2 separate regions of the Homo sapiens genome follow, and region 1 is linked to region 2. A link is a contact called in ENCODE Hi-C or POLR2A ChIA-PET data. All regions are on one chromosome and are shown on one strand. Each heading gives the region's core, a stretch centred on a gene start or an enhancer-like site at or near the end of the contact. The rest is flanking DNA. Distances are from core to core; before and after follow the strand shown. Region 1 overlaps LOC105376235 (a long non-coding RNA gene). Region 2 holds the start of LOC105376235 (a long non-coding RNA gene).

What was found. A loop is a pair of places that touch in the nucleus more often than their neighbours do. ChIA-PET counts read pairs that join two places held with the same protein, here RNA polymerase II (POLR2A). Pooled maps may share reads with other maps.
Region 1: a map of MCF 10A shows a loop between it and region 2 (11-fold over the local background). The contact joins two enhancer-like sites. A Hi-C loop is called at or near these places in 11 of 168 maps with a recorded cell type or tissue (Calu3, IMR-90, MCF 10A and 7 more), 1 of 37 single-sample maps with no recorded cell type and 3 of 50 pooled maps. POLR2A ChIA-PET finds 5 or more read pairs at or near these places in 7 of 52 experiments (A549, AG04449, AG04450 and 4 more).

Annotation. Positions count from the first base shown.
Region 1 is chr9:115,670,459-115,677,320 of GRCh38, reverse strand. LOC105376235 (a long non-coding RNA gene) reads right to left here. Exons shown (of 7, transcript XR_930270.3): 6 at 4,805-4,884; 7 at 4,493-4,676. Among named protein-coding and RNA genes, the nearest start is that of LINC00474, 250 kb to the left of the region's middle. RefSeq lists an enhancer at 4,041-5,240. Within about 2 kb of position 4,565, at least 10 of the 41 ENCODE cell types and tissues checked have a DNase peak (open chromatin) inside an H3K27ac peak, as active enhancers do.
Region 2 is chr9:115,590,869-115,597,770 of GRCh38, reverse strand. LOC105376235 (a long non-coding RNA gene) reads right to left here and starts at 1,088. Exons shown (of 7, transcript XR_930270.3): 1 at 1,026-1,088; 2 at 662-742. Within about 2 kb of position 4,111, at least 2 of the 41 ENCODE cell types and tissues checked have a DNase peak (open chromatin) inside an H3K27ac peak, as active enhancers do.

The sequences.
Region 1 (6,862 bases), core at 3,316-5,815, 79 kb before region 2:
TATACTTCACCTTTAGGCACCTTCTGGACTTTAGCTATAAGTCTAAAAGCAAAGAGGGATCATGGGGATGGGTCCTGAGGAGAACCATTAATCTTACAAGATAACTCTCTCAGGAGAAGCCATTAGAGTTTCTTCAGGCAATACATAGTAAATCCCCTCAAATGGGGATAGAAAAGATGCTTCCACTATGTCTGGAAAGTCTGCTTCCACTGGCAAAAATGATGCAGAATTTAGGGGCTCAATGTCTTAACCTTCATCAGGATCTTCCCACATATCTCCATTTCATCTTTCAGGAACCCCATTACTTCCTTTGCAATCAATGTCCACATTTTAACAGAAGGCAACCTGTGAGGTTGGCAGTTCAAACTTGTATTGTAATTCAGCCAGTTGCATGATAAAGATTTGGTTTTCCACAACCTCAGCCCTGAGCTACAGGAGATAGCAGTCTCCTTCAGGGCTCATATAGAAGCTATCAAGTCATTTACGTAGCACTTGAATTGGGACATTGAATCCTTGAGTTCATCTTTTTCTTTTCCTACTTAATTAAGCAACATTAGGAGCAACCAGCCAATCTCATTATACTTGTTAGTCAGACAGAAGTGTTTAAAAGTATCATATATAATCATGCAGATCCTTCCAAGATTCTTATATGCCATTGATCAGTAGTATGCAATGGTGAGATTTTGTGTATCTGTACTGTCAGACCATGCCACAGACCATCAGTACTTTTTCTACCACTGAAAATAGAATCATTAGCATATTTAAATCTAATCAGATTAGAGAGCAGATTTCATAAACCCCACAACCCATTCAGAAAACTCATCTTAAAATTCTGTTTCTCTTAAACAATAAACATAAGATGGCAGTCTAAAAATTGAAAAAAATTTGCAAACCATATATCTGACAAGGGGTTAATATACTGTATTTATGAAGAATTCATACAACTCAATAGTGGGAAAAACATAACCCAATTAAAATACAGACAAAAAACCTGAATAGACATTTCTCCAAAGAAGACTTAAAAATGGACAACAGGTATATAAAAAGGTGCTTAACATCATTAACCATCAAGAAAATACAAATCAAAACCACTATGGAATATCACCTCATACCCATTAAGAAGGCTATTGACAAAAAGTCAAAAGATAATAAATGTTAGAGACATTGTGAAGAAAAAGAACTCTCGTAATGCTGTCAGTGGAAATGTAGACTGGTGTCGCCAATGTGGAAAACAATATAGAAGTTTCTAAATAAACGAAAAATAGAATTCTCATATGACTCAGCAATATCTTTTCTGGGTATATACCCAAAGGAAATGAAATTACAATCTCATAAAGATATATGTACTCCCATGTTCATTGTATCATTATTCACAATAACTAAGATATAAAAACAACCTAAGTTCCTGTTGACTGGCAAATGGATAAAGAAACTGTACTACATGCATACAATGGACTGTTACTCAGCTTGAAATAATGAGAGCTTGCACTTTGCCACAACACGGTTGAGCTTGGAGAACATTATGCTAGGTGAAATAAACCAGACACAGAAAGAAATTTTTCACATTATCTCACTTATATGTGACATTTTAAAAAATTGTTTAAATATACAGAGACAGAGAACCAAACAGTGGTTACCAGGTGAGGTGGTGGGGGAAGAGGGAGGTGCAAGTCAAAGGATATGAAGAAGCAGATATGTAGGATGAACAAGTATACAGATCTAATGTGTAGGATGAGAACTATGGATAATAAAATTGTACTGCATATGGTATCAGGCTAAATGAATAGATTTTAGCTGCTCTTGCTACAAAAACAACAACCGAAAAAGAAAGGGCATTTTTTTTTTACTATCTATGCATATCCCATAACATCATGTTGTATGCCTTATAATAAATATGCACAGTAAGTATAAAAAAGAAAGAATATAATACATATATTGAGTTTATAGAAAGGGACTTCTAGAAGATTATTGAACCACTAGATGGAAGGGCCTTGGGTCCCTAAATGACTATCTGAAGCAGATCAGCATCACACTCCTCCCCCAGCATGCCACTGACTATGACATGTGAGATGAGTATGTCATGTCTTTTGGCTATGGCATTAGAAAGAGTAATAAACTGTTAAAATACATGTTTTTATTTTTTTATTTTTACTTTTTAAATTTATTTACCTGTCACCCAGGCTGGAGTACAGTGGTGTGATCTCGGCTCACTGCAACCTCTGCCTCCCAGGTTCAAGCAATTCTCCTGGCTCAACCTCCTGAGTAGCTGGGATTATAGGCACCCGCCACCATGTCTAGCTAATTTTTTGTATTTTTAGTAGAGATGGAGTTTTGCCATGTTGGCCAGGCTGGTCTTGAACTCCTGACCTCAGGTGATCCACCTGTCTCGGCCTCCCAAAGTGCTGGGATCCCCGGCCACAATATTGTTAATAGAAAACAAATATTCCTCTAGAACCACTCTCAGTGCCAAAATTTCTATTTGTCAGAATTCTCTAGAGAAGCAGAACCAATAATTATCATCTCTTGGTATCTGTTGGGGGTTGATTCTAGGACCCCTCCATCCTCGAGTATACCAAATCCCAGTAATGCTCAAGTCCCTTATATAAAATGGTGTGGTATCTGTATACAACCTACACATGTTCTCATGTATGCTTTAAATCATCTCTAAATTACTTATAATACCTAATGCAATGTAAATACTATGTAAATAGTTGTTATACTTTATTATTTAGGGAGTAATAAGAAAAGACAAAGTCAGTACATGTTCAGTGCAGATATTCTTTGTTTCAAATATTTTATCTGAAGTTGGTTGCCTCTATATACATACGGAGAGAGAGAGAGAGAGGAAAGAAAGGAAAGAAAGAAAGAAGGAGGGAAGGAAGGAAAGAAAGAGAAAGAAAGAAAGAAAGAAAAAGGAAGAAAGAAAGAAAGAAAGAAAGAGATATATTTATTATAAGGAATTGGCTCATGTGATTATGGGTACTTGAAAGTCCCAGGATCTACAGGGTGAGTCAGGAAGCTGGAGTGGAGACTGAGGAGAGCTGACGGTTTAGTTCCTGTCTGGACTGTCAGGCTTGAGACCTAAAAAGAGCAAATGTCCCAGTTCAAAGGTCATTAGGAAGAAAGACTTCTCTGTTACTTAGCCTTTTTGTTCTACTTGGACCTTCCATTGATTAGATGAGGCCCACCTACATTAGCAAGGGCAATCAATATTCTTTACTCAGCCTACCAATTTAAATGTAATCTCATTCCAAAACATCCTCACAGAAACAGAATAATGTTTGTGTAAATATTTGGGCACCATATGGCCCAGTCAAGTTGACACATAAAATTAACCATCATGGCACTACTAAATCTTGGAGAAGAAACTTCCACCATGGTGGAGCTAGGACTCTTTAAAGATGTAATATTTGAGCAAAAACTTGAATATTATGAAGGAATTGAAGGAATCATGAGATTCTTGGGTAAGAGCCTTTTCCTCAGTTACAGAGGGAAGACCAGAGCCAATGACCATGAGTCACAGCGGGTTACATGCTCTAGGAATAGGAAGGATGCTAAGATAGCTTGTGTGAGAATGAGTGTTGGAAGCAGTGATAATAAAGTTCATAGATATAGCCAGGTGTCAGATCATGCATGGCTTTGTAGGACATCAAAAGGCACATCGATTATATTCTATTTGTGACAAGTAAGGACTAGAAGAATTTGAGCCGGGAAAGGACATTCAGTGCTTTGAGAAAAAAACATAAGATTACGAGACAAGAATAAAAGTAGGAAGATCAATTGAGAGCCTGTTTGTATAATTCAGTTTCATTTTCTTGAAATTAGACTACAGAATGTATACTGGCGGGTTGCGGTAAGTGTCCCAATTTGAATGCTGCTCACTACATAGACAGCCCAACCTTTCATGTGTACCTTCCTTAAGAATTCTGGAGTAAAGTGTGGAAGCTGACATACATTAAGGTTATTGACCACCTCTGATCTCAGAGGGCAGATATTACTCTCAGGATTTCCTTTGCAGCATTAGAAGCTGCAGGCTCATTAGACTCCAAATATGTGAACCACCACCACATGTCAACTTTGATTTAAAGCAAAGGAGCTGGCATTGCTTGAAGGTGAGGTCACTGGAATCGGAGCCTTGATGAAGTTTCTCAGAAAGAAAACATTGTGCTGTGTTTGTGTCTCCCTCACATTCCTCTTTCCCCCTCGCCTCACTTCCCACCACATGTGGGTTGGCTGTTCCTAAGGCCCCAGGGATTGAAGGAAAGGCGTTGAGTTTGGAGCATATCAAAGAGTCTACACAAAACCAGGGAGAAGTCCCCCTCAACCTGGGCACAGTTTTCCAAGGAAAGATATTCTAATTTTGATGGGAGAAAGAGACTGGGAGAAGAAGCTACTTCAGCCTGTTACAGAAAACAACTCTTGGTGTGTGTTCATGGAATTCGCTACATAATAAGGAAGCTGATTCTCCAGCTGTGAGTCAGAGTCTGGCTGATGTAAAACGATGAAAGAAAAAGCCCCTAGAGGTTTACACACAGGCAAAATTTCCAGGATTGTGTCCCCATTAACAAAGGCTGGGACCAGGGAGTAAGGTTACCTGGGTTTCAAGATCAGTCCATTCACAGGGGTCATGCAAGACTGAGCTAGTTAATTTTCTCCTTTGGCTTCAGTGTCCTCTTCTGTAAAGTACGGGTAATAATGTTATTTCGTTTGCAGGGTTAATATGAGGAGGAGAAGACATAATGCATGGGAAAATGCTTTGTAAATTCCAAAGCTATTACCAGTATAAGTTTGTTTTACTTCATACCATTCAACTAATATTTATATTGAAAATCCCTTTGCTTCTATTCCTGTTCTAGGTCTGGAGATTGAACCACAGTCGAGTACCTAGTGGAGACAGAAAGTTAAAATCATGTTGTTTGTTTGTAAAAGTGGAAGTGTTGGTTGGGTGTGAACAGTTTGATTCCTTAGAAGTGAGTTGGAACTCACCTTAGAAGATAGTTATTCATTGTATATCCAAAATTCCTTTCTACTCCAGTCTTTGTCTCAGAAGATGCTATTATATGATACCCATCCAATTGCTCAAAACAAAAGCCTAGGAGTCTTTGTTGATTCTTTTATTTTTTTCTTTTTTTGAGACAGAGTCTTGCTCTCTTGCCCAGGTTGGAGTGCAGTGGCACGACCATGGCTCACTGCAGTCTCAAATTCCTGGGCCCAAGTGATCCTCCCACCTCAGTCTCCCAAGTAGCTAGGACCACAGGCATGCACCATCACCACACATGGCTAGCCCAGCCTTTTTTTTTTTTTTTTTTTTTTTTAGATAGAGGGGTCTCCCTCTGTTGCCCAGGTTGGACTCAAAGTCCTGCGCTCAAGCAATCTTACTGTCTCAGCTGCCCAAAGTATTGGGACTATAGGCATGAACCACTGTACCCTGCCAATTATTTTCTTTACTCCTTCCACATCCAGCCTATCAGAGAGTCCTATTTCCTCTGCCTGAAGAAAATATCTTGAAATCTCTCCTCCCCTGCCCATCTCTACTGCTGTCACTCTGATGCAAGGCCTTCTGTCACTGCTTACATGAAAGTTTCCAACTGCTTTCTCTGTCTCCAGTATTATCATCTATCCTACAGCAAACAGGTCTCTTAAAGATACCATACCATTTCTTCAAGAAGCTGAGGTAGGAGAATCACTTGAATCCCGGAGGCGGAGATTGCAGTGGTCGCACCACTGCACTCCAGCCTGGTGACATAGTGAGACTCCGTCTTAAAAAAAAAAAAAATGCCATACAATTTCCTGCTAACCCCTCTAACCGCCTAGATTTCAAACTCCTTAGCATGGCCACTCATGCCTTATGTCATCTGGCCTCTGTCTTCAAGCTAATTGCTCTCTCCAATGGTTTAGTCTACTATAAGTACACTGGCATTCTTGCTGTACTTCAAGAGAATGTTACTACTATCTTGGAGCATTTCACTGGCTGTTTCCTTTTCCTGAAAAGCTCTGATCCCAGATCATTGCCTCCTTCTCAGGTCTCAGCTCAAATGTCTTGACCTCAGAGAAGCTTCTGTCACCACCCAATATAACGACTGCCAGCCTAGTCACTTTCTGACTATGGTGCTTTTTGTTTCCTGTGCATTTATCATTATTTGCAATGATCTTGTTCAGTTGCTTACATCTTTGTTGTCCATGGTCACCTATCTCAGAAACTCTATGGGAACTGGCATCTTCTTTATCTATCTAGTTCAGTACTGTACCTGGCTGCCAATCTCACCATGATACACAGGAAACCTGGTCAGGTCCACAATCAATAGCTTCAGAGTGGATCCAAAGGCCCCTTTTATTTTTAGGAAAGCACTTTATAGTACCTTTTAGGGCTAAATCTAAAAATCTAACCCACCTAAATCCACCCTAGTTATGCAGGAATATCTAAGGTGAATGACAGGATCTAAGGTAAATTCTGCAGATTTAGAGAAGTTTTCTGTTCAGTGATATCAATTGGTTGTTTTTTGTGTTTTTAAAAAAACAACTCATACTTCAGAAAATTGCTTCCCTGGAAAACAATATTTTTCCTAAATTTGGATTTTGACTTGCCCAGGGCTATAAATCATAGGGTGTTCTTGTGGAGTTATCAGCAGCTGCATACAAAAGGAGAGTAGATGGAAAGGAATTGTCAGCAGGGGTTTGTTGATTGGATATGTTCATCATCTCACTCTGGTGAAAAGCTTGTTAAAAAAAGAAAAAAAGGAATGAACAGAACTCAGCATTGGAAAGAACACAGACTGAATACCCTTACTTGGTATTATTTACCAAAGCATAGACATGTACCAAACAAGGAAGAACACCTTGTATACTCTGGATCAAGGGGCCA
Region 2 (6,902 bases), core at 2,862-5,361:
TCAGTAGAGCAGCTGGGCTCCAATTCAGTTCTCTCCTACTCCTTAACCTACCTTCCTTAAACCCCGTGCTAACTACCTTCTTGGTCAGATGGTTTAATTGCTCCGTGGGGGAAAATGAGGGTTGGTAGAATCATCTAGGGAGATATCCCTTTGGAACTTACTCCCCCAGGGCTCCATAATTGTGCTTGTATGAAACAGAACTCCCAGTGCCTACCATCTGAGCTCATGATCAAAGGAGATTGCAGAAACTCACAAATGTCAAGTGCCCATTTATCCCAGATTGTACTGTGGTGCTTTAATCTACTCAGTCTGTTTACCCTCACAAGAAGCCTGTGGACAATGGATTATTTTCTTCATGTTGTAGATGAGAAATCTGTCTTGTAAAGTTTCAGAAGTTGCTTGATTTCCCACAGCCAGTCTCTACCAAGGCAGCATTTACAAGTAGGATATTTACCTCCAAAACCCATCTTATTTTAACTTTCTCCCTCTGTAGATTGCACAGTACCCTGTAGCATATGGCTTAATGATCACAGTGAAAAAGGAAAATTAAAAAAAAATAGAAAGGATAAGGAAAAGAAGATATAAAAGGAGAAAGAGGAGGAGGAGGGAAAGGATAATTAAAAAAAAGTAGTCAGAATGTACTTACATGCAAGCTACTTACATGCTTTAAAGGAGCCACAGTATTAAGTAATATTCACTAAGGTAGGACATTGACATAAATATTCAGGGGACATTTTCCGACCTGGATTTTGAATAAAAGAAAGACCAGAACGTAAGAGGGAGTAGGGTTTTAGTGCTCTGAGATGCCAGATTGGACACAGGAGGAAAATCTGCAAGACTAGCCTAGTGTAGCAATGGTGTTGGTTTTTACATAGCAATTTGCTGAAACATCTTCCACAGGATTACATGGCTCTCTTAACTTGAAAGTCCCTTTTATTTGTTTATTAAATTAACTGATAGACAAAAGGTTCAGTCTTTCACTATCAGCCTACGGAATTTATTAGTCAAATAACGATTGCCCTCACCTCAAGTTATGTTTTCATTGTATTTGTTCCATGTCTTCTGAGCTCTGGCTTCCTTGGAATGAGGCTTGCATTCTCGGCAAGATCCGTTAAATCTCTCTACTTTGCTGATAGCAAGCAGCCCAGAAACAAAACAAAAGCATTGAATCTATATTTCCCTGCCCCCTTTCTTTCTTCCTTTTCCTCTCTTCTCTAACCCCTCCCCTAGAGAACACCAGAGAAATAAAAAGTCGTAATTAAGAAAAGGACTAAGAATAAATTCCATGCATTTAACCCAAGTTCCATCTCTGAACCCAGGAGGATTGGTGCATAGCTGTGGTTGTGCTAGAGGAAGCGTGCTGGGAACTCATGCTGTGCTTTCAACACAAATACAGCTCATAAGGAATAGTTTATCACTTAAACCATCTCTTTAATTCTGCAGAGTAGAGGGAAGACCTCAAAAAAGGCTCAGATACAACCACCACGGCCACCAGGGTCTTTCACTTCTGGAATCCCTCTGGCATAAATAGCTCAGAGCAATTCACAAACATTTATTGACGAAACCCCATGACCCCTCCCCCAAGTGAATACTTTAATATCCCATTCTGCAGAGGGCAAAATGGTAACATGGAGAAGTTCAAGGCGCTTGGCTGCCTGCCATGCAGAGAAAACGAAGTCGTGGCTGGATTCTGAAAGAAAAGCATCGCCAGGTGCACAGTGGATTATTCAAGAAATGTGGTGAAAAGAGCACAGGGCTGTAAGTCAGACCTGGGCTCTCATCCCTGTGCTGTCGCTCACTTGCTGGGGAACAGTGGCCAAGTTACCTCCCTGCTCTGGCCTCAGTCTTCCCACATGTGTAATGGAAGGTTGAACTAGAAGACCTTAAAGCCCCTTCTACCTGTAAAAATGATGGAGTTATAAGTCCACCAAGCCAGAGGACTAGACAGGCTTTCATATCATGGCAAATCCTAAACCTTGCAACCCTCTTTTTGTTGGAGGGACTCCTCTATGCCTCTCCAAATTCAGCCTCTTAAAGCCTGGTTCTACTTCTCCTCTTCCAGGTGGTGTTCCCTGATTTGTTGCTGCCTATAAGAATTCTGTGGCCTTCAGAACACCTGATTGCTTACTTTTTCACATGGGAGGAGCTCAAACAGTATTACTAAATTAGAAGATTCTGTGTGGTTTAATCCTTAATTCAAATACCCTCATCTAACCAGTGGGACCTGGAGGGCAGAATTAGAAAAGTGTTTGTTAAACCTTAAATATCTTAATAGATCTTCAACCTTCAATATCTATTAATAGGTGCTTTTTTCCTAAATCCATCTGGATTTTAAAATCCTGATGATACATGCCCAGAGAGGTGGTTCTTAATGTGGAGGTCCAATTTAATGCACTGTAATTTAATTTAGCAATTAATTATTGATCATGTACTCTTTGCCAAAAACTAGAGTAGACTCTGGAGTTACAAAGATTTCTAAGATTCAGTTCTTTTCCCAAAGGCTATTCAGCTCCCTGAGAGAAGCAGGTAAGGAGAAAGGCAGCTGTAATACATTGAGATTATTTCAATAGCAGAAGCATCTACAAGACAAACAGGAGGTATGAGGCAAATAAAGAATAAAAAGGCCAATTACAGCTCAGATTTCGTTGAATTTGCTTTGCCTTAGACCCTAAAATAGTAAAGTTGTGACATGAAGATTTCAACTTTGATAAGATTTCATAAGACAAAGTTGGAAGATCCCAAGATTATTGTGTATGTATGTTGGGGGTCAGAGGGAAGAGGGGATGCTGCATGAGTGAAAAACTTAAACTAGATGTTCTTTTAAAGGAAATGCAGTTGGCATGAACACAGTTTCTAAACTAATGTATACCAAGGTATAGATTCACTGCAATTAAAAGTAGGTCATTTGAGACAATCCCATGGCGTCACATATAGGAATATTTCTTGTCCTTCCTGGCTTGATTTCCTTAAATGGAAAAGGGGTGGTTAGATGAGATAATCACAATAATCCCTTCCAGCTTTGGTGTTCTGTAGCTACATGGAACACAGACAGTGTCTTCTCTGTTGCCTCCCACAACATTTATTGCTGGGTTGGGCACTAGAATGGAAGACAGGAGGGAGGAAACAAGAAAAGTGGGGAGAGAGGGTTGTTTTCTCCCTCCAGGGACTCTGAATTTTGAAGTAAGGTGAAATTCAGAGGTATTCAGAAAAGAAGTAGCAGGATATGAGTTGTCATTATAAGTGTATTCCTTAGATGTAATAAAGGTTTTTATCTTGTGTAGTGACATTAGCCAGATACTTGTAATCAGAAAGCTTGGGTTCAAGTTCTGGCACTGTAATTAAATAGTTTGTAGATCCTTAGGAATCTACTTACTCCCTTGAGCCTTAATTTCTCCTCTGTAAAATGGAGTAAATAACACTGACTGTTAATTTAGATATATTAAATATTTGAGAGAGACATGCTTTGTAAACCACAAAAGGCTATATAGAGGTTGGTTATTATTGTTGTTATAAAGGGGTGTGATACTTTTCCAAAATGATGATTTTATAGACATTTGTGACAGGCAATAAGAGAAAGAAGTGGAAATCAGAGAGTAATCAGATCTACTAGAATACCCTGTTCTATCCTCACATGAGCTGTGAGCCGAGTCTGTATTCTGCGTCTCCTTTCACAGAGCAGTAAGCAGAAGCTATGGAGAGCTGGTGGGCTCTCACAAGCCCATTGAGCTATACACTCAGAGAAAAAGCCGCTAATAATTTCCATCTCACCCTGGAGCAGATACACACACAGTGTTGAGATTGCTCATGGCCATAGAAGAGCCTCAGCTGGTAAATTTATAGAAGGCTGGTCTGCATTTTTAAGCAAGATAACTAAGCCTCCAGAGTTCACCCTGAATTTAAAAAAAAAAATCTTTACAAGTATATGATTCTTACAAGCTGAGATTTATGTAGAGATTTTGGTTTGTTGATGTATAAAGTAAATTTTTAATTCACCGGGTAGATGCCAAAGCAAACCAAAGTTAGTATATCAGCACCATCTAGTGGGTGATTTCAGTCAATGCACACACTAGAGGAGAAAACGGTAGGCAAAGAAAGTGTGTACCCCCCAAAGCTTTGGGAAGGCTGCGGAGGAAATAGCACTTATCAGAGAGAACCTTAGGCTGGTCATGGGGGCCCACACCTGTAATTTCAGGGCTATGGAAGGCTAGTGCAGGAGGATAGCTCGAGGCCATGAATTTGATACCAGCCTGGGCAACATGGCAAGACTCCAGTCTCTACAAAAAATAAAAAATTAGCCATGTATGGTGGCATGTACCTGCATTGTAGCAGCTATTCTAGAGGCTAAGGCAAGAGGACCATTAGAGCCCAGGAATTCAAGGCTGTAGTGAGCTGTGATTGCGATACTTCACATTAGCTAAGGTGACAGAGTGAGACCCTATCTCAAAAACAAACAAACAAACAAAGGAAAGCAAAGGAAACCTTAGCCAGGAGCTCTAGTAGTCAGCATGGGTCAACAGGTCTTCTACTTCAGTTAAGGCATGATGAAACAATTAGACCACAGAAACAGTCCAGACACTGTCTAGTTTTAAATCTCTCAGTTTCTTGGCCTGTGAAATGGGGATAATAATTCCTGCTTTAGAGGGTTGATGATGAGATTATATTATAGTATTAATCAGGATGAATTTAGAAAAGTACCTTATGTGGAAAATAATAATCCTTGGTAGCTACTGACTTGATGCCTATCATCTGTCTCCTTTGGATATCAAGCAGCCATTAATACTTTAGGTTTCCAAATAAGAAACTGAGGTTGAATATGGGTCAGTGACAAGTCCAAGGTCACACAGCCAGTAGATGGCAGAGCTGGAATTAGACCACCAGTGTGATATGCCCCAAAGCACTAGTTGACTCCACTGTACCAGGTATTAGATGCACAAAGTTTGCTCTTTTTCTTCACCCTTCATTTTGTTTCTTAAGATGAACATTTGAATGCTACAATGTACCTAGCTTTGTGCATGCACACAAATAAGTATCATCAGATTCTTTGTACAGATGTAGAAGCTGAAACTCAGAAACACTAAATAATCTAACAAAAATTAACAATTACTGAGAGATCTGAGATTTGGGCTCTGACTTTCTGATTATTGCTATAGACTATTGCTTTAATCCATCCTCTACTGACTCATTTGCTCATCATTCATCTCTAATTATGAAGTATGTTTCTGTTTCTGTTTACATCCCAAGAGTTGCTGGTTTATTTAAATGGACATCTGCATTTATTAAGGTCCCTGGCTCATCTAATTGCGATCTGTTTTTCTGCCCATAGAGGAATGGAGGGTTATCTTTGGTGTATAAGATTGTTTCTCAGACTCCCATCAGCTCAAGAAGAGCGATGTGTCCCATGAGGGCAGAGGACAAGCTGGCTGAATGGAGAGAATGTCATCTCTGAGCCTAAGGAGGGGTTACCGCTCCAGTTAGTCTTAAAAGAGGTGACGGAAGAGCCTTATAAAAAGAATTACTGGGAGAGTTTCACAAAAATAAATAAAGGCCACTCATGTTTCCCAAGGCTATACTTTGTGTCTATAAAGACCCAGGGACACAGAGCCCAAATGTGGTTTGTTTGTTTGTTTATTATTTATTTATTAGATACAGGTTCTTGCTCTGTTGCCCAGACTAGAGTGCAGTGGCACAATCATAGCTCACTGCAACCTTTAACTTCTGGGTTCAAGCGATCCTCCCACTTCATCCTCCTTAGTAGCTAGGGCCACAGTTGTGCACCTCCATGCCTATTTTACTTTTTTGTAGAGATAACGTCTCCCTATTTTGCCCAGGCTGGTCTCAAACTCCTGATCTAAAGCAATCCTCCCACCTAGGCCTTCCTAAGTGCTAGGATTACAGATATAAACCACTGCACGCAGCCCCAAGTGTGGTTTGATCAAAGTCAGTGAAAGAGCTTGGCAGTAGCCAGGCTCCGTGACTACTAACTTCCTGTTAGAACTAGGTATTCTGTCCAAACCCTTGGAGTATGACACACAGGGATCAAATTACCCATGGCGTGAAGAAATTGCTCTGCCTGGCAGTTGCTTCCCTCTAGTGGTCACTTTGCCTACAAGCAAGAAGATGCTTGGATTTGAATCTTAGAATTGAAAATCCAACAGATAAAAATAGGATGCTGTTTTACCAAGAAAGTTGGGTGTGGACCTCCATACACTCTCAGAGGAGTATGATGGCAACAACAGCAACGACATAAAATACAGAGGTGTGCTTGTATTCTGGTCTTTGCAAAAGTGTGTTTTGTGAAATATGTTAGAGGAAAAAAATTAATTAAAATATTCTGGCCGGGTGCGGTGGCTCATGCCTGTAATCCCAGCTCTTTGGGAGGCCGAGGTGGGCGGATCACGAGGTCAGGAGATCGAGACCTTCCTGGCTAATACGGTGAAACCCCGTCTCTACTAAAAATACAAAAAATTAGCCGGGCGAGGTGGCTGCTGCCTGTAGTCCCAGCTACTCAGGAGGCTGAGGCAGGAGAATGGCGTGAACCCGGGAGGCGGAGCTTGCAGTGAGCGGAGATCGCGCCACTGCACTCCAGCCTGGGCGACAGGAGCGAGACTCCGTCTCAAAAAAAAAAAAAAAAAAAAAAAAAAAACTCTAATCTGGGATAGATGAACACACACATAATTTCTTTTTAAAAAATTGAGAAATGTCGATATGTGTTGTTCCTTTTTTCTGCCTCATTTCATGAATTCCCATTTTAAAAATGGGACAGTTGAGGTCCACAGGACAGTCACACAGTGGTTAAAAATGGGACAGTTGAGGTCCATAGGACAGTCACACAGTGTTCCAATGCTGTGCTTATGCAATGACAATGTCTTTTGGAAATATGTATCAAGACAGAACCTCTATTG